2 separate regions of the Homo sapiens genome follow, and region 1 is linked to region 2. Evidence: chromatin loops called from intact Hi-C (ENCODE). Cell type or tissue: Calu3. All regions are shown on one strand. Links, peaks and the distances in the headings refer to the core of each region. The heading gives the core; the rest is flanking DNA.

Region 1 (10,986 bases), core at 1,917-9,916, 55 kb before region 2:
TTTGGCTCCAGATCACGTGGCCCCTGCTTATCCATAATGCTTCCCCATACCCTAAATTTTCACCTTCCACAATATCAATATAATCAAAATAGCTATGACCTTTATATGTTTCTTTCCATTTTCCACCTTTCTCTGCTCCTAATTTTGAGCTGGATTAGAAAGGATGGTTAAATCTCTTTTACCTTTAACTGAATCCCCTGTTGTTTTTCTTCAAACCCTTCCAGAACAGCTAGTTATATAACTTGAAACACTCAGCCACTGTCTATATAGAAGGAAATATATATTGTTCTGATAAAAATCACTCCATACTTAATGGCGTATAACCCAGCCCATTCATTCAGCCTCCCATAAACTCTGCGGAAGTTTCTTCTATAGTGTCATAACCAGGTGTCTCCTTATGCAGCCTCTAGTTATGTGCTATAAACGGGAAACTTACCAATGAGCCACAAGTGTCTATTGCATTCAGGGATATGATAAAAACTATGAGCAAAGTTGTTTCAGAATAAAGTTGAAACCTGGATATCAACTGGCATTTCAGGTTCTCTTGACTTTTGTGGCTGGGCCAATTATATCTTTACCTATGGAAGGAGAAATATGAGAGGGAGGCTCTTGCCTTCATTTCTGAGCAGCAAAAACATACAAAAGAATGAACCGGCCAGGCGCGGTGGCTCACGCTTGTAATCCCAGCACTTTGGGAGGCCGAGGCGGGCGGATCACGAGGTCAGGAGATCGAGACCATCCTGGCTAACACGGTGAAACCCCGTCTCTACTAAAAATACAAAAAAATTAGCCGGGCGTGATGGCGGGCGCCTGTAGTCCCAGCTATTCGGGAGGCTGAGGCAGGAGAATGGCATGAACCCGGGAGGCGGAGCTTGCAGTGAGCCGAGATTGCGCCACTGCACTCCCGCCTGGGCCACAGAGCGAGACTCCGTCTCAAAAAAAAAAAAAAAAAAAGAATGAACCGTGACTTTTCAAACCAAGTTGTAAACACAGTCAACCAGCCAGCCATAGCCCAGGACACCACACTACATTAATGCTTTAAAGTACTGTTCACTATTTTAATACTGTTTGAATGATTTTTCTGATATGTAACTCAGACAACACCAAATTCATCACCGACCTAGATACTCACACCTCATATGAGTTAGGTATTTTCATTATCCCTCTGTAATGAGGCAATTGAAGTCCATTAAGTGACTTGTCCAAGGTCTTTTTATGTGTACCTGGACTATATAACCCAAGCCTTTATCAGACCCCAGGTTTTCCACACACAGAAATATTTGGGTTTTATTATTCCACAGTCCATTTAACTTGCCAGATATAGCTGTTACAATATAGGAACTTGGGTTGGGTCCTCCCTCACCACTTTAAATTTATTAACCTTGCTGGGTTCTCTTGGTACACTTGCAGGACACCACGGAGAGGAAGTGACTGGGGCAGTGGTTAAGCATAGTCCTTGGAGCCACTTTGCCCAGGTTGAATCACGACTTTCTAATCCCCAGCCACAAAACCTTGGCATGTTGCTTAGCCTCTGTATTCCCCCAATAGCATTGTCTGTGAAATGAAAATGATAAAACTTCCTTTCAGGGTTTCGGTGAGAATTGACCATTGCACATAAAATTCTTAGAACAGTGTCTGACACATAGTAAGGGCTAGATACATGTTAGCTTGTCTGAAGCATCCCTGAGATCCCTTCCAGCAAGAAATTTCTATACTTTTCTGAAATTAAAGCACCAAATTAATCTCTTAGACAATTACATAAAATTTGGGGGTCTGTGGCATTTCCTTTAAGATAGGGACGTGGAAAAAGCAGATAGGCATAGGTAAAGCAGGTGGCCACTTACATAATGTGATCCAGTTGGATGACCATATTCTGTGTTGAAGAAATCAAGCCCCTTTGACAGGGGAAGGGGGAAGTGGCACTATGAATAATTTCAGTGGAATGATTGTGATCTGGGATTGTGCAAGACCACTCCAGGACATGTTGTCTGCACCCTCTGTGGGTTATGAGAGGACTTCCACCTGCCCTGTAAATATCTCACTTACTATTGAGCTGAGGTTGTCCTCTTTCCTCATACTGAGTTTGAATTTCCCAGCACTTGAGATACCCAATATCATAGTCATCCCTTAAATTAGAAATAAAACCCATACTTAAAAAAACCCTCATATACCTCTACTTTATTATTCCTACTCCTATTCTAAATGAGATTCCACTAAATTTTTTGAAAGATGCATGAATCTTTACCTAAACCTTATACCATGTACAAAAATTAAGTCCAAATAGATCATAGGCTAAGATGTATAATAGAAATTATAAAGCTTTTAGAAAAAAATAAAAGAAAATATTCCAGATTTAGAACTAGAAAAGGAGTTCTTAGATTTGACAACAAAAACATGACCAATAAAAGAGAAAAAAGGGTAAATTTTTGCCTTGCAAAAGAGCATGTTTGAGACACATTATGGAATGGAAGAAATATTTGCAAATTACATATCTAACAGACAAATTATGTTGTAACAACTCTCAAAACTCAACATGAAAAAAACAACAATCCAATTTTAAAAGTGGGCAAAAAAAACAGTTCACTGAAGAGGATACACAGATGACAAATAAGCTCATGAAAATATGTTCAACATCATTAGTCATCAGGGAAATGCACGTTAAAACCACAAAGATATATAAATGTAGTGGTATAGGCAAAGTAGGTGGCCATGTATATAATGTGCTCTAGCGTGATGACCATATACTGTATTGAGGAAACTGGCAACTTTAAGAGTGGAAGAAGCACTATTAATAATTTTGATGAAACAACAAGCTTCATCTGAGACTATTGCAGACAAGCCCATTAGAATAAATAAAATAAACAATAGCAATTTGAACAAATATCAAATGCTGATGAGAATGTGGAGAAACAGTTACCAGAAAGGGGTCCCAATCCAGACCCCAAGAGAGGGTTCTTGGATTTCATACAAGAAAGAATTTGAGGCAAATCCATAAAGTAAAGTCAAAGCAAGTTTATTAAGAAAGTAAAGGAATAAAGAACGTCTACTCCATAGGCAGAGCAGCGGCGTGGGCTGATCAACTAATAATACTAATAGTTATTTCTTAATTATATGCTAAAAAAGGGGTGGATTATTCAGGAGTTTTCAGGGAAAGGGGTGGGCAATTCCTGAACCTGAGGGTTCCTCCCCTTTTTAGACCATAGAGGGTAACTTCCTGACATTGCCATAGCATCTGTAAATGGTCATGGCGCTGGTGGGAGTGTCTTTCAGCATGCTAATGCATTACGGTGCGCGTATAATGAGCAGTAAGGACCACCAGAGGTCACTTCCATCACCATCTTGGTTTTGGTGGGTTCTGGCCAGCTTCTTCATGCATGCTTTTTTCTCAGCAAGGTCTTTGTGACCTGTATCTTGTGCCAACCTCCTATCTCATCCTATGACTTAGAATGCCTAACCTCCTGGGAATGCAGCCCAGTAGGGCTTATCCTTATTTTACCCAGCCCCTATTCAAGATGGAGTCACGCTGGTTCAGATACCTCTGACATAACTGGATCACTCATGCATTGCTACTGGGAATGTAAAACACTACAGCCACTCTGGAAAATAGTTTGCCAGTTTCCTTTAGAACTAAAAATAGATTTATCATACAGCCCAACAATTGCACTCTTAGGCATTTATCCTAGAGAATTAAAAACTGATTTTTACAAAGAGAATTGTTAAACCTGGTGCCACCAACACAATGGAATATTAACTGGTCATTAAAATTGATAATTATGATGTTTGTTTAGAAATAGATTTTAAGTGATCCTGAAATAATATTAACTTTAAAATGCAGAAATCAGAACTACACACTAGAATAAAGACTTGCAAAGAATAAGCACAAAGAAAGCAGCTATTGTCAGGGTGGTGCAATTGATTAGCGTATTTGTTTCTATTCTTTTTTTCAGAAGCTTCTTTGCTGTTATGTTTATATCCTCCATTTTAAAAATATGAAACCAAAACTGGAAAATCATTAACACAAAACAACAATTTACAAAGAGACTCTGCCTGGGAAGGAGGGGCTTGGAGGGCCCCCTGCTGCTCTAGTCTTCCCCATGGAGAGCATTCACCAGAATGATCTTTATCAGATTAGCTGGGGTGGTGCCAAGAGTCCGAAGGTTAGGACCAAAGAGAGAGGTATCAAGGGAGGCAGAAGAAAGCCAGAAGCAACACAACAACTGCCTCCACTGCATGATTAATTGAGGAGATAAAGAAAGAGATTTTTAAGCAAAAGGTCTGAAAAGATGAGTAGGAAGAGAAACAGGTTTCAACCAGGAAGGACAAAGTTAATCAGAGTGTTATCAGTCAGAACCTTAAGGCAGATGCTGGGTAGGAAAGAAATCTGGAGCCCAGGTAGTAGACAGGACGAATGCAGCTCCAGGAAGAACACAAGGAAAGGGTAGAGAGGGACACCTTAGTGGGACAGGATGAGTACATCGACAAGTAATTTCCATTTTCAGCATTCCAGGATAATCATAGCAAATCTTATGTTCAAATTTCTAACAACATAAATAATTAGAAGAGATAATAATATCCTTTGTTAACACAATTTCATTATTCTTTTAGTTATTTTGATTTCCATGTGCAGCCCGTAAACCTGCAGGGGATCTTTTTAAAACCAAGCTATTAATTACTCCTTCCAAATGAGGGAAGGAATGAAAGCACAAATTCAGAAACAAAGAGCACCATTCCGATGAGATGATCTGTCCAAACACACCACAGGCCACTATTTTGACTATGCCCACATTAACACCCCACATTTACTTGCTGAATGGTGGAGTAGCTTGATCTTTAGGTGACCTAATAAAGAACTGGGTCTCTGTTGCTCATTGCAAAGTTAATCTCTCTGAATTTCAGTTTCTTCAAATGGAAATCATGAGGACTACGTGAGGCTGAAACACACACACATGCTAACATATGCAGTATCCCGTGCATATTCGGCACTCAGTAAATGTTAATCTCTCAGTCCTTTGCTTTCCTTAGTCTCTTCCTTCCTTGTTTCCATCCCTAATTATAGCAGAACCTGGCCACTTCCCTCTGCACTCACCATAAACACTAACAGCTTTGTATTGCATGCATTTGTAACCCTATCTGTGGTGTTTTTTTGTTTTGTTTTGTTTTTTGTTTTTTTCGTTTTTTGCACTCTGCAGACACAGGCTAGGTCAGAGGGGCCAGGGTTGACACTCTGAGAACAACCCTTAGTCAATACAAGCAAGAATTGGAGGATAAACACTTTCAGTTACCTGACTGCTCAAAGGGCTCATGTCCAAGGCATATTTTATATCGTCTCCAAGATGTCCCCAGCAGAAATGAGCCCCAAATGCCCATATCAACTTAATCATTAACATCCTGTATTGTTTTTTCCCTTCTCTGCCTCAAGTCCCCATTCTTCTCTTGGTTCTTCCTGGCATCACCTCCCAAATACACTACTCCTCACCAAATCCTGACCGGAGTCAGCTTTTGGTGAGACTCAACTCAAGACACTGAGCAACCCAACCAAGTGGTCCCTCCTGCTCCTGAATGGATAAGATATGCCCAAGATTTCACTTGAGATTGGACTGAGTAGAGCTCATTCCCTGGCCCCGGTATTTCAATAGCCCTTTGAAATGCAGCTTCAGCTCTCACTACTCTTCATAAACTCTTTTCTCAGACGTTTCCAACACTCTCGTAATTGCAAATTCACAGTCCTTTGATCCTTGTCATCCCTGCAGAACTCAACACTGATGTCAACCTTTACTTGAAACTCTTCTCCCTTGTTTGTTCTGAAATTCATTCCCTAGTTTTTCTCTGCCTTTTGTCTTCTCTGGATTTCCTTTAAATGCCTGTTCTTTACATGTAGGCTTTCACAAGACTCTCTAACTAGAATTTGCTTCTGACTTTGTATTCTCCTCCTTGACATTCTCATCCACTTTGATATCTCAAAATATCTTCTTTCTGCTTTTGGCACCTAAACCCACATCTTTAACTCTATCTTCTGTCCTTTTGATCAAACTTCTTCTCAGCTATGGAATGATTTAATGCTGGTTGAGTTACTAGTGCCAGTGAATGAACACTGCTCAGACCAATATCAAGTGAAATCTTGCATGTATCTTATCCACTCAAGAGCAAGATAGAGCTATTGATTGGGTTACTCAGTGTTTTGGGTTGAGTTTCACCAAGAGCCAACTGGAGCAAGAATTTGAGGAGAAGTGTGTTATTTGGCAAAGTCCTGGTAAGCATATCTACATAAAAATTCTCCCATCACCTCAAACCCAAGTGTTCCAAACTGAAGTCTTTATCCGCCTCCCCCCGACAAGCCTGTCCCTTGTCCTGTGATTCTTGCCTCAGTTAAATTGCCTCTACCTCCCAGTGATGCTTCATGTTGAAGTCCTCTCTTTCATTCACGTCCTTTTCCCAAGGAGTTTCTCTCATATATGTTGCCTCCTTTCAGGTGTCTTTAGTTCAGAGTTTCATGATCTCTCATCAAGAATAACGCAGTTGCTTACTAACAGCATTGACTTAGCAACTCACCATTCACCATCCATTGCATGTATATAATCACATAGCAAAATTCCCATGTGCTGGGTATTATCATTAGCCCCATTTTAGAAGTGGAGATATTGAACCTCAAAGAGGTTAAGAAGCTTCTTCAACATCACCCCAGCCAGTACTCAGTGTACTGACTAGAAAATCAGCTAGAAAAATCTTGAAGAATTTCCACTATGCTAGATGACTCATTGGAGTGGATTGTAAAGTCCTTCCTGCATTTTATGCATCAGAGGAGAATACACTTTCTACTGCTACAGTAAACATAGTCTTTGAGAGGGTAGAATATTAGCTGGAGCGTGGACTCTGGGCATGGACTCTGGATTCACTCTGGCCTGGGTTTAGATCTCAGTCTTGCCATTTACAAGCTCCATGGGCAAATTAGTAACTTTTCTAAGCCTTCATTTTTCCCATTAATAAAATGGAACTAGTCAAATCTACTTCAGATAACTGTAGTGAGAATTAAATGAAATACTGGAAGAAAAGCATCTAGTATATGCCTGGCATGTTACAGGTGCTCTGTAAATAGTAATGATCATAATAATAATTCTATAAAGTTTTTTTAAACCAAGGAAGAAAACAGAAGGGAGTATAAGGGATGACGTAACGATGTAAAAAAGTAGTTTCTTTTTGAACAAAATTTTAGAACAAATAAAACAGGCAAAATCTCAAATCTGAACACTCACTTAGCAATGCCAAACTAAGGAGTCATTTTCATAAAGGTAGAATGTACTAAAGCAATACTTTATTTGGCCACACCATCTATTTACAAATCTTCACCACTGTCTCTGAAAATGAAGAAATATAGCCCTCATTTGGTTTGGATTCTACCTGTCTTCGCAATTTTCGCAAAGGTTCTCCATCCTTCCCCTTACAAAAAGCTATTTCAGGTCAATCCAAAAAAGTAGTGACAGATCAGGACAGTGACAGATCACTAATGCCTTGAGGCTGGTCTCAGCGCTTACAGGCATGAGTGGGAAAGGCATTAGACTTCATGGTTCTGTCATAGAGGAGCCACGCTCACATGACAATCTTTGGTGGAGTCTATGGTCATATCTTTGTGTCAACCAAATCCACATTCCAGAGCCCATCAGTGATCAATCCACTGTCTGGGTAGTGTGTTGGTATAAGAATAGGCATTCAAACTGGAAAAATGTTGACACAGTAATTTTCTCTATGTGGTTTAAAGAAAAAGTGAGCAGAGATATTATAAAGATGTGAGATTCCAGTGAGACAGAAAAGTATGGCTAGAACCTCAGTGAGAAGAGGTGCTGATCTCAGGAGACAATGACTGAGGCCAGCGTTCTGCTCAGCCAGGGTGGGAACAGTGAGTAGGTTTTACTGAAAATGACTGACTTGAACATTTTCTCATGGTGGAAAAGGGATTCTGGGTTATACAAAGGTTTGGAGTGTAAATCCATTACACATCTGCAATGCTCCCCACCTCAAAAAAAAAAAAAAATATCTAAAGTTAAGTAAGAAGTTTGATCTAAAATGGGCTGGCTATGTTTTGGCAAGTCCAGGAAAATGAGAATGCTTCCATTGGAACTATTTCATTCTCCATTGCAAAACCTAGGCCTCTTTCTTTAGAAGTCCAGTGAACTATCCCTACAAGTTCAAACAGTGTCTGCCCCGGGGTGAAAGGTAGGGAGGACCATGACATAGTAAAATCTAGAGACAGGGAGAAGCCTAGAAATGTGGTGGCACTAACAAAGCACTTTCATCTTCAAAGCTCTTTATAAGTGTTAATTAATTCATCCTTCCCACACCCATATAAGGCAGCAAGAAGAGATCAAAGAGCTCTGCACAGAATTTGGCAGGATCAGCACAGGGAAGCATGTAGCCCACACATTGAAAATAAGGGAGTAAGTAAGCACTTAGTAAGAGCTCTTCTCCCAAGCCCCACCTCCTCACCACCACCTCCAACCCAAAAAAAAGTCACATTGAGGAGATATTCTGGAAGAGAGAGATAATGTAGTATTAGGAAAGACACATTTAGTGACCCCATGTCCCCTTCTAAAAATATAATTAGAGAAGAAGATAAATAAGCTTTAATCCAAATAATCCTCGTTGTTCCTGAGTTCATTAAAACCAAATCTGTTAGAAAAAAAAAAATCCACTACACCAGAAATCACTAGATGATCAAGGAGAAAACAGTTCTGCAGAAGAACAGAATCCAGACCATGGGGGCCAAACATACATAGGTTAATAAATCTGGTTATTTCATCATTCTGCTTTTATTTGTTTATTTGCTTACAAATGTGTGAAAATAGATCTGATTATTTCCAGTAGATTTAGAAACTGATCTAGAAAACATAATTCTTTTGTTTCAGTGGAACTTAACAGAACATTCAAATCTTTTTTAAGAACTCTTTTAAAATATTCTAAAATTTCGAAGTAAGATACCAAGTATTTTTTTTCAACTGTTAGTTTAAGTTCAGGGGTACATGTGCCAGATGTGCAGTTTCGTTACATGGGTAGACATGTGCCACGTTGGTTTGCTGCGCAGATCATCCCATCTCCTAGATGTTAAGCCCAGCATCCAATAGCTATTCTTCCTGATGCTCTCCCTCCCACAACACTCACCTCCAACAGACCTCAGTGTGTGTTCTTCCCCCCATGTGTCCATGTGTTCTCGTCATTCAGCTCCCACTTATAAGTGAGAACATGAGGTGTTTGGTTTTCTGTTCCTGCATTAGTTTGCTGAGGATAGTGGCTTCCAACTCTATACATGTCCCTACAAAGGACGTGACCTCATTTCTTTTTATGGCTACATAGTAATTTCCATGGTTTATATGTACCACATTTTCTTTATCCAGTCTATCACTGATGGGCATTTAGGTTGATTCCATGCTTTGCTATTGTGAACAGTGCTTCAGTGAACTTACACAAGCATGTATCTTTATAACAGAATGATTTATATTCCTTTGGGTATATATCCAGTAATGGGATTGCTGGGTCAAATGGTATTTCTGCCTCTAGGTCTTTGAGGAATCACCACACTATCTTCCACAATGGTTAAACTAACTTACACCCCTACCAACAGTGCAAAAGCATTCTTTTTTCTCCGCAACCCTGCTAACATCTGTTGTTTTTTTACTTTTTAGTAACAGCCATTCTGACAAGTATGAGATGGTATCTCATTGTAGTTTTGATTTGTATTTCTCTAATTATCAGTGATGTTGAGCTTTTTTCATATGTTTGTTGGTGTGAATGTCTTCTTTTGAGCAGTGTCTGTCCATGCCCTTTGCCCACTTTTTAATGGGGTTGTGTGTGGTTTTGTTTTGCTTTGTTTTTTATAAATTTATTTAAGTTCCTTGTAGACTCTGGATATTAGACCTTTGTCAGATGGATAGATTGCAGAAATTTTCTCCCATTATGTAAGTTGTCTGTTCAGTCTGATGATAGTTTCTTTTGCTGTGCAGAAGCTCTTTAGTTTAATTAGATCCAATTTGTCAATTTTTGCTTTTGTTGCAATTACTTTTGGCATTTTCCTCATCAAATCTTTGCCCATGCCTATGTCCTGAATGGTATTGCCTAGATTTTCTTCTAATTTTGGGTTTTAGATTTAAGTCTTTAATCCATCTAGAGTTAATTTTTGTATATGGTATAAGGAAGGGGTTCAGTTTCAATTTTCTGTATATGGCTAGCCAGTTCACACAGCAACATTTATTAAATAGAGGATCCTTTCCCCATTGCTTGTTTTTGTCAACGTTATAAAAAATCAGTTGACTGTAGGTGTGTGGTCTTATTTCTGACTGCTCTATTCTGTTCCATTGGTCTATGTGTCTGTTCTTGTACCAGTACCATGCTGTTTTGATTACTATAGCCTTGTAGTATAGTTTGAAGTCAGTTAGCATGATGCCTCCAGCTTTATTCTTTTTGCTTAGGATTGTCTTGGCTATTTTGGCTCTTTTTTGGTTCCATATGAATTTTAAAATAACTTTTTCTAATTCTGTGAAGAATGTTAATGTTAGTTTAATGGAAATAGCATTGAATCTATAAAGTACTTTGGGCAGTATGGCCATTTTCACGGTATCAATTCTTCCTATCCATGAGTGTGGAATGTTTTTCCATTTGTTTGGGTCCTCTCTGATTTCTTTGAGCAGTGATTTGTAGTTCTCCTTGAAAAGGTCCTTCACTTCCCTTGTTAGCTGTATTCCTAGATATTTTATTCTATCCGTAGCATTGTGAATGGGAGTTCATTCATGATTTGGCTCTCTGTTTGCCTGTTATTGGTGTATTGGAATGCTAGCAATTTTTGCACATTGATTTTGTATCCTGAGACTTTGCTAAAGTTGCTTACCAGCTTAAGAAGCTTTTGGGCTGAGACAATGGGATTCTAGATATAGGATCATGTCACCTGCAAACAAAGATAATTTGACTTCCTTTCTTTCTATTTGAACACAATTTATTTCTTTC
Region 2 (10,986 bases), core at 1,301-9,300:
TTTTCATTATTATTTGCCAGTGCTTAATGGCAAGAAATGGGTTTTTTTGTAGCATAAAAGCAATAGCTGTGTTCAATTATGCATATTTATTTAATCAATGTTATTAACACAGTGCTTACTCTAGGAATGTAATATTATAATTATACACCAAAGGAATTTTTCAGACAAACTTTCCTTTCATGTCATTTCATATGTCAATTATAGGACAATGTTATTTATTCATGGAATCTGGCATTATAGTCACTCAAAATATATTGTTCTAAGCACAGCCTGCTTCAGTGAGATACTGAGACTCCATTGTTCCAAATCTCTCACAGTGATTATTAGATCTGCTCAAAGAAAAGATCCCCGGCCTTACATTCAAATATGGGCAAATAAACACGCATTTAAATGTGTAAGGTAAGTACTATATTTTTATGATTCCCCAAAGTAAAGTGCCACTTTCATCAAATAGACAAATTGACAATCATAAGTCTTAGTTCAGCAAAAACTTATTATAACATCATGATTTATATTTATTGGTTTTCCATTTTTACAGTCAACCTATAGACACAGAAGAATACAAGAGACTTAATTACATTTACAGAACATGATGTAAATGTTAAACATTTACATCATTAACATAAATGGAAAGACAGAACTGACAGAAGTCAGCAGTCAGAAGAGAGACGGTTACCTGATGTATAGGAGGCTAATTTCCTCCACCTATGTAGTTAGGAGTCAAAGAAATACCACCTCAAATTGAAGAATTAAGAAATAAAATTGGCCAGGCATGGTGGCTCACGCCTGTAATCCCAGCACTTTGGGAGGCCGAGGTAGGCAGATCATGAGGTCAGGAGTTCGAGACCAGCCTGACCAACATGGTGAAATCCCATCTCTAATAAAAATACAAAAATTAGCCAGGCGTGGTGGCACATGCCTATAATCCCAGCTACTCAGGAGGCTGAGGCAGGAGAATCACATGAACCTGGGAGGCGGAGGTTGCAGTGAGCCGAAATTGCACCACTGTACTCCAGCCTGGGTGACAGAGTTAGACTCTGTCTCAGAAAAAAAAAAAAAAGAAAGAAAATCAAGAAATAGAGATATAAGCATAAGCAAAGTGCATAAAATAACACGAGTTATCATGAACGAAAAATAACAGAACCTATAAAGAAGAGGTTAAATCAAAAAAAGGTGAATATACATAGGACAAATCCTTATCTTTAAGAGCAGAAATCAATGCTGATATATTTGATGAAACGAAGAGAAGTATAAATATATTGCTTTTTGTGACAGTAAAACTATTAAAAAATGAAACCAGAAATGGTAAATCCCCAGTCCTCCCCTTATTTGACCTATCGGCAGAACTTTTTCCCTGACACCTGGCCTCTCTGGGCTTTCAGCACACACTCTTCTCCTCTCCATCTTTCCTCCTGCTGCACTTGCTCCTTCACAGTCCTCCTGGCTGCTTCCTCCTCTCTAACTGGTTAATGTCAGGGTGTCCCTAGACCAGTTCTCAGCCCTCTCTTCTTCTCTTTCTGCACTCATTCCCTTGGTAGTGACAGTCTCTTGGCATAAGATCATCTGCATATTTCTCTGAGATGTTGAAAAATGCAACCAGTTGTAATAATTTTAGTTGAAAAATATTTATGAGACACTTATGATATCAAAAGCACAGTATGAGGTTCTCAAAGGGTGTTATTCACTAGAACTTTCTGTTATGTAGAAACATTGCATATCTGCACTGTCCAATATGATAGCCACTAGCCACATGTGACTACTAAGGGCCTAAAATGTGGCTAGTGTGTACATAAGAAACTGAATTTTTAATTTTTTAAAATTTTAATGGCCACACGTGGCTAGTGGCTACCATACTGTACAGTACATTTCTAGAGACTTGTCTATGAACAAGGAAAAGATCCCACTAAAGAAAAGACAGTTTGAGAAAATAGAGGTTAAAAAAATTCTTTATCTCTACTAAAAACGGGCCAAGTTCACTCAACTATATCATGTAAAGATTTTGGAAAAGTAGTTCTAATTTTTACTGGCGAAAGATAAAGATAGCCAAATCAACTTTTGTCATTCTTACCATTATTTTGCTTATGATATTAGAATATTAATCCCATTTTTAACTCTGTAAATTTTGGTGGTTAGGGAATACAAAGTTAAGAACTAAACTAAAATCAAGGCACAATAGACTCATTTTAGCCAACTTAAATTTTCCATCTTCCTTGGGTTTCAACATTTTCTCTTCAGTTTCAAAGCTCTCAGTAGAACTGCTGTTATTTCATTGGTCTCTAATTCTGGGCTTCTTACTCTGATTTTGTTTCCTGATATTTATCACATGCATTGTGAATATCTCCCTGCATCATTGATACTTGCCTTTTATCATGGCAAGACTTCTGGGCTTATAGTCCACTAACAGCTGCAGTCATCTCAACTCATTCCTGGCTTGGAAGCGAAATATCTGACATTTCATTCTGATTTACATATCATCATATTAGAATTCCTATTTTTTTATTGCGCATTTTCTCAGGGCAGATTTTCATGTGGTGAATATCCAGGTTTTAGTTACTTAGTCATTCTGAGTTTTTTTTTAATTTCCTTGTTTAAAAATTTTAAAACTATCTTTAGATGAATAAATGTCTGCTATTCTTGCATACTGTTAACTACTCCTGTCTATTTCATATTCCAAAAGCCACGCCCACCATTATTTTTAACACATGCCTCTATCTCTGGACTTCACTCTTGGCAGTGGAGTCTGAGGCTGCTGTGGGACCACAGACATCCATAAGCTTTCTAAGATACCTTTCGTCTGACTGAAAGGGTATTCTAGTTGCCATTTTATTCCTTCCACAGGTTTTTAAAAGTTGTTAACAGCCCAACTTTTGCTTTGGTCTTTAAGCCTTGGAGCAAAGTTTAGAGTGAGAGCCCATGTCTTGCTGGGGTACCGGAACTTGACCTCTGTGGTCAGACTGTATCTTCATTTAAGAATCTCCTACTGAATGGAGAGATGGTCTGAGAAACTCATGTTTTTCTAAACCAGCAAGTTCTGGGATTTCTACAGTCCCTTGAAATTCTATTTGCAGGCCAGCTGGTCATTTTCTGAGCTCACGATATCATACAGCTAATATTATATATTAGCTGGCTAAAAGAAGCCAGCCAATACTCCAACATTCTCATAGAAACCATCTTGCCCAAGTCCACAAGTTCATTGGTTACATAGCTACCTTCCAGTTTACCACAGTTACAGAACATGGGTCATCCCTTTTGCAGGCTGCTATGATGGTTTCTTCAGTATTTTACCAACCTATACCACCACCTAGTCCCATATAATTTAGGTTTTACTTATAGCCAGCATACCACTTGTTAATCCAAATTTCTATATTCATTTGCAATTGGTACAGAAATCTTGCATAATGAACAGCTTTAAAAAACCTCAGTGGTTTGCAACGGATACAGTTTGGATGTCTTCTTCAAATCTCATGTTGAATTATAATCCCCAATGTTGGAGGTGGGACCTAGCGGGAGGTGTTTCAGTCATGGGGGCAAATCCCTCGTGGCTTGGTGCTGTTCTCGCAATAGTGAGTGAGTTCTCTCAAGATCTGGTTGTTGTAAAATGCGGCAGCTACCCCCCAGCTCTCTCTTTCTCTTGCTCCTGCTCTGGCCATGTGATGTGCAAGCTCCTGCTTTGCTTTCCACCATGACTGCAAGCTTCCTGAGGTCTCCCCAGAAGCAGATGCCAACACTATGCTTCCTGTACAGCCTGCAGAACCATGAGCCAATTAAACGTCTTATCTTAAAAATTACCCAGTCTCAAATATTTCTCTATAGCCAAGTAAATATGGCCTAACACAGCAACAATAAACATTTATTTAGTTCACATTATCTGTAGATTTGCTGGGGCAGGGTCTGCTTATCCAGGCTGGGGCAGCTCTGCTGGGTGGCTCAGCACAATGTATCTCATTCCCCTCCTCCTGGAACCTGCAAACTAACCTGGTCATGTTCCTTTCATGGAAACAGCAGATGTACAAGAACCCAGGACTTACCATACAAGAGCATTTTCAGCCTTTGTTGAGTCACAACTGCTAACATCCCACTAGCCAAAGCAAATCACATTCTAAGCCCAAAGGAGTGGTGAAATACTTTCTATCCACCATGAAGCCAAAGAAAGCCATATGGTCAAGTCCAACATTAAAGGAGCAGGGAAGTTTACTCCTTCCATGAAAGTGAGAAGGGAGGAAATATATCTGACAAGAGGTAAATCTCACACACACGCGTGCTTGCACACATGCACACACACTTCTTGTTTCTACTTTACTTTCATAATTCCTACATAAGTTAGGCATATTTTAGTATAAGCAACTAAAATAAATCTGGCTAAGCTAATCACAAAGAAATTCATCAAAAGAGTATGGGGAAATTCATAGAATTAAAAAAAAATCTGACCATACAGACCTCAGAAAGGATTAGAACCAGAAAACTCAAAAGATCTGAGCAGCAGAAACTAGTAGGCAGTCTCGGGGGGATTCTGTCATAGAATGGGGACAATTTTCCATCAAGCCACTCAGCTGAGGATTCAAATTCTCAAGAGAGAGAGTCTAATTGAGCAATTCTGCCCAGCCCTGGGCCAGTGAGGGGTCGGGACACTGTCCTACCAAATCTGCAAATAACAGGGAAAATTTGACCCCAAAGGAAAATCAGTGTTTTGTTATCAGGAGTTGAGAGGATTGTGTGCTAAGAAGACAAAAACAGTGGGTGTGCCCACCAGCTACCTTATGAACCAATCTATTAGGATTTAAGGACATTAAACTTGTCAAAAGTAGTGTATTGTGCAGACCCAATTACATATGTTTATCCAATTAAAATTTGTATGAAGAAATAAACCTATGTTACCATGCCAGGCACAGTGACTCATGCCTGTAATCCCAGCACTTTGGGAGGGCAAGGTGGGAGGATTACTTGAGGCCAGGAATTCAAGATCAACCCGGCCAACATAGCGAGACCCCATCTCTATTTAAATTTAATAAAAAAGGAAACAAGCCCATGTTAGTCTAACACACATTGTTCATCAGAGGTCTTGGAATCAGAAGACTTAGACTAAAGTTCCAAGTCTACCTTTTGCCACTTGTATGACCATGGGCAAGTCACTGACCCACAATCTTCTCATCATAAAACAAGAAAAACCTGCTTTATCGATTTCAGTGCATTGTTGTGAGGCTCGAATGTATTCACAGATACATATACAAAAGTGCTTTAAAACCTGTAAAGTTACTCGCAGGTGACAGCGACTCTTATGTGTCTCACAACACTGATACCAGTTTACAATTTCTTACAAGACTCATCACCACAACCTCCACAACCTGTGCCTATTTATTGTTTCATCTAGAAATGCAGGCATATCAGAAAAAATTTTCCTATTTAAGTTAATTAGTTATAATTATAGGAAAAAGACACTCTGAATGTAGTGTCCCCAAAGAATGAAGAAGGGAAGAGGGAATGGTTATTTGCATGCCACTATTGGAATACAGTTTAGTGAGGCCCAATGCCGGGGTCTATTACTGTATTCTACTATCATAAGAAGTACTTATGATACTTCCAGGACAGTATTCCATTAGCACAAGTACTGGGTTGGGAAAGTATTCAATAATCATACAAGGTGAAGTGGCAGAGGCAGACAAACAGAGAGAGACAGACAAAGAGATAAAGAAATCCTTTTCTGCACTAAAAATTCGAGTTCATGTGATCACACCACTGTACTCCAGCCTGGGCAACACAGCAAGACCCTGTTTACAAAAAAAAAATAATAAAGAACAGAAAAGTCAAGTTCAGAGTTGCTGAGTGAATAGCAGAGACTGTGTATATGCTAAACAGCATCTTATTTAGTTCCATACTTAATGCCTCTCACCCTTTTGTATGTTTTCCATTGGAAAAGACTTGCAAAAGGAACAGGAAATAGCAGAATATCCAAACAACCTTCATGTAGTCTGCTGAGGGAGGATAAAATATACAAAAGTGGCTCAGCGAGGCAGCCCTTGAATGACTCGCCCCAGCTGGGGCAACACAGCCTCACTTTTGACAGCAGCTTGAAGTTGATAACTTGGTGAAGACTGTACACAAGGAGCGGGCATCAGCACACCCACGGCCCCACACAGAAGCCCTGGTATCTTGAATTCCTCCTCGAAGATCTAGCCACGCCCACATGCGCACAGAGGGACACTCAGCCCTCACTGCTTAAATAAAGATGGAGCCTCACCGGGCTGCTCTTCCTAAACGGGTGGCTTGCTCATTCATGACTGCTACTTTCTACAGTCAGGCCCCAGGTTATGTCTCACCTTGTAACTGATCTCTAGTTGTTCTTCCATTCATGTAGCAGAATAATATTTTTGCAGCATTATCTTATTTGGTTTTATCTCATGGTAATTTTCCCCCACAGAAGCAAAGAGTAGGCTCAGAATCCCTTGCCCCCGAGGAAATTGGCGTGGCAGAATCTCCTGGGCATGTGTGGCTCCAGGAACTTCCGCCCCTCGGAGATCATGCTTGTGCCTCTGACGTGGACATCACCGCAGAGGGCTGCTTCTGGGAAGATGGAACAAATCAATGGGGGAAGGAGTTCCCTGAGGGTAGAAAAGGTTTCCTGAGGTGAGGTAAGAATAAGGGAGAGAGTTATGCGGGCAAAGTCCTGAGTGGGTCTCAGGAAGAACGCCCCCCACACAGACACACATGGTCACAGAGACCCAGACACATATGGTCACACAGACAGATAGACACACTTATACACATAGACACACAGAGACATGTATGGTCATAGCAACACACATGGACACATATACACAGGCACAGAGATATATATAAACACAAATATACAGCTAGACACAGAGACACACAGACACATAGACACACATGCACACTCAAACATATTTATACAAATGGCACACACAGACATATACGGAAAGCCACACATAGAGACACACATGAACATATATACATGAGCACACATACAGATAGACATGGACACACATACACACATGGACACATATATAGGCACAAAAACACATGGACACACAAACACAGATACATACACAGACACACATGGACACACATATGCAAATAGCCACAGACATGGATACCCATGGACACCCAGGACACACACACAAGGACATACACATGAAAACACTCTCCTGTTCTAATTGTTGGACAGGCCCTTGCGGGCTGTGTCCAGGTGACAGGGCCATGGGAAGCCTCACTGAAATCCCCATGTTCCAGCCCGGCATCAAGGTTACAGTCCCTCAGTTATTAGACTTAAAGAGGCCCAAAAGGAAAAGAATAAGATGATCACAATCCATGGGCAATCAAGGACCAGGCAGCCCATGCAAGTCCCAGAGGATACCACAATGAATAGAGGAATAGATGAGCTCATTGTCCCTTGATCCCAACACCTTGCTATTGTACCAGAAGAGAGAGAGGGAAGCTTTAGATTATTCGAAGTAGTTTCCATCATACCAGCAGAATAAAACTGGAAACAAATTAAATTGAGTTGTAGAAAAAATAAAATCAAATTTTGTGCATACCAAGGCTGGTGGACTGAGATCCATACCAGCTATCTGTGTACATTTTTGTCTCCTGATTAAATTGTGAGTTCCCAGAATATGCCTGACAGGTATCGTTTCCTCTAGTATTCTTGCAGCAGAGCTTGTCAGATGTGACTGTTCACTTGAATCACTTAGATCTAGTTAAAACAGAGATTCTTATTCAGTAAAGCTAAGGTAGGGTCCAAGATTCTTCATTTTTAACAAGTCCCCAGATGTTGCTGATCCTGAGTAGCAAAGCCACAGAGATTCATAGTGATCTGCCCATGTACTAGATGCTGGGGTGAGGGGAGGAACAAACACATAAATAGAAAATGGATCCTGAAAAAACTGAAGAATTGTGGAAGTGTCCTGACTCTATTCATCATTCATGTTTCTACCTTTAGGCTCAGCTGGAATAGGAGAGATGGAAGGTACAACACATGTAGAATACGATGCTAAATGAATTGACATTAAAACGATCAATTATCTTCTAGTTAATACCATTTCTTCAGTGAATCAATATTTATTATATATAAGTATGCATGCTAGGGATGTCAAGAAAATGTTTACTCTTGTGGTATTTTTCTTTTGGACAGAGTCTCGCTCTGTCACCCAGGCTGAAGTGCAGTGGTGCCATCTCAGCTCACTGCAACCTCCGCCTCCTGGAATCAAGCAATTCTCCTGCCTCCACCTCCCTAGTAGCTGGGATTACAGGCGTGCACTACCATACCCAGCTAATTTTTGTATTTTTAGTAGAGACAGGGTTTTGCCATGTTGGCCAGGCTGATATCAAACCTGTGACCTCAAGTGATCCATCCACCTCAGCCTCCCAAAGTGCTGGAATTACAGGCATGAGCCACCATGTCCAGCCACGTTAATTAACTCTTTGTGCACATATCCAGAGTTATACCCAGATAGACACACCTGGATACATATCCAGATGGACATATATAGATGCACAGACACACATGGACACACATGTTGGGCACATGTTATCTCACTGGGTCCATAAAAGAACTACTTATATAAGTCAGAATACTGAGGGCCATGGTGATAGTGACTAATCTAAAGCCAGAGATCAGCAAAAGACAAGGAATGGATTTGAACCTGATTTTCTTTTATGTTCTGTTCTCTTCCCAATATCCTAATGAACCAAACTTGCTATAAAGCATTGTTATAAGTGATTGTTAGGCCTTTGATTCAGGCCACAGTATTTTATTGCTCGATGGGAACTGGCAAAAAGAGATTCTTACATTATTGGTCAAAAAGATCATTTTTATTTATGAAAAAGATGTTCACAGGGTGATTGCTCATCAGAAGGCATCTGATTTCCATCTGGAAAACAGGCAACAATCTCATATGTGATTCAGTTTAAATATCCTTCTTTATTTCAAATTCTTTCTGGATTTATTTGCCTTTCATGAAAGGCAGACTTACTGTCCCAATGGTTATTACTATATCACTGAAGACATTATAAGTGCTTAGAGAGGCAACTTCTAACAAAATGAGGAAAATCAATTTATAAAAAATATATAGAATTAATAATTCTGGTGGTTCGTTCATGCATCTTCTGTTTGCAAAGAAATTTCTCTCGAACTCTACAATTAAATTGTAAATGAATTCTAGAGTAAAACTGATTATGTCATCTTTCAGACAAAATTCTTAAGACTGACATGCTGCCCTAGGGTTGGAGAAACATCAGAGAGCTTAGGGCAGAAACACAGGCGAAATAAGTCCATAGTACTGCACCTGAGGCCATCATTAAATTGTGAGTTGCATGATTAAGAGATCATGTAATGTCTCTCCTGCTATGCCTGGAATTTCTCTTCAACATAATATACTTAATTTAGCCAACACAGTGCCACATTTAGACAGAGGTAAAGAAATATACACATTAAATGAATGCTGCAGCATGCATACAAAATTCAATTAGTCTTGGCCGGGTGCAGCGGCTCATGCCTGTAATCCCAGCACTTTGGGAGGCCAAGGCGAGTGGATCACCTGAGTTCAGAAGTTCGAGACCAGCCTGGGCAACATGTTGAAACCCCGTCTCTACTAAAAATGCAAAAATTAACTGGGCATGGTGACGTGCCCCTGTAATCCCAGCTACTCGGGAGGCTGAGGCAGGAGAATTGCTTGAACCCGGGAGGCAGAGGCTACACTGAGCCAAGATCACACCACTGCACTCCAGCCTGAATGACAGAGGGGTTAAAAAAAAAAAAAGAAACACACCACAAAATTCAATTAGTCTTGCAATTGCTTCAATGTAGTAGCAACGCAGCTAGTTTGGGGTGACTGTCACAAGGCAGAAACAACCTTGATACCCATCTGCCAGAACCAGGAAAACTTGACTTGTCCTGGATAGCCCTGGTTCCCACTGTGGAGCCAACACAACCATTAATAGGTCTTCTCTTCACTTTCAAATGTGTCCCAATTTGGACAACAAATTATATAGTCACTTTATTTCTGAGTGACTTTCATTTCTGCACAAACATCACTGTTTGCTAATCTGCTGATTATGCTGGGAATCCTGCCATGCAAAGAGAAGAGTGATGAGTATAGATCCGAGTGTCTCCAGATTAAAGAAAGCATGGAATAAATCAATAGCAACAATAACACCACCTTAAATCTCCGTCACGAATATCTGAGGAGACATGAAGTTTTAAAAAACTTTTCTAATTAATTTCTTACAGAGGGACAAATGCAGTCATTATCACCACATGACAGGTGAAATCAAGCAAAGTTAGTTAAAAAGTATCTGACCACCTCCTACTTGATGATGAGCTTAATTATAGGTGATTGGGCATGAAAGCACCTAAAAATAAAACATATTGTTCTATCCTCAAGGTGCTTGGAACCTACTGTGGGAAAGCCCAGGCCAGTGAAGAAAACGTAAGAAGTACTAAATGACAGGTACAGACTATTATGCCCAAGTGTTGAAAGATCCCTCTCCAGGTTACATAAGAAATATGTGTCAGGGTTAAGAATAGACGGAGTAGAAAGAAAATAAACATTTATCAAGCACGTACTATAAGCTGTATATATCTATGCACTAGCTTTATGTCTTATCTCACTTAATTCTCATTACAAGCCCTAGAAACAGACTCTTAAGGGAAGGAACTGGCCTGAGGTCACCCAGAGTCCACTCCAGACAACAGAATCCAAAGCCTGTGTTCCCTCCTCTGTGCTGTTTAAACTGCCTTCATTTTTCATATCCCAGGGCAGACAGAGGCCAATAACAGGAATCCATCAATTGTCTATACTCAGGAGAAATCAATTCAAAATTGTACAAAATGTAATACCAAAAAAAAAAAATTAAAATCAGATTTTTTTGAACTGTAAAAAAAAAAAAGAAAGAAGACTGCTACACTGCATTTCCCTCATTCAATTTCAAAAGCAAATTCCCACACAGTTGTGTATGATTAGGGAAAGAAAG

Evidence for each region. A loop is a pair of places that touch in the nucleus more often than their neighbours do. Peaks named below come from ENCODE experiments on the same cell type or tissue, not always from the same donor. Only the 100,000 strongest peaks of a DNase experiment are listed, where the experiment ranks them.
Region 1: it touches region 2 in a loop (9-fold over the local background); 2 of 110 quality-filtered maps call a loop at or near these places.

What each region holds. Positions count from the first base shown.
Region 1 is chr2:226,577,092-226,588,077 of GRCh38, forward strand. No RefSeq gene overlaps it. Among named protein-coding and RNA genes, the nearest start is that of MIR5702, 76 kb to the right of the region's middle. In Calu3, for the core only: no CTCF peak of the experiment used is centred there; DNase peaks (open chromatin) are centred at 1,960 and 4,130.
Region 2 is chr2:226,632,704-226,643,689 of GRCh38, forward strand. No RefSeq gene overlaps it. Among named protein-coding and RNA genes, the nearest start is that of MIR5702, 21 kb to the right of the region's middle. In Calu3, for the core only: no CTCF peak of the experiment used is centred there; a DNase peak (open chromatin) is centred at 5,138.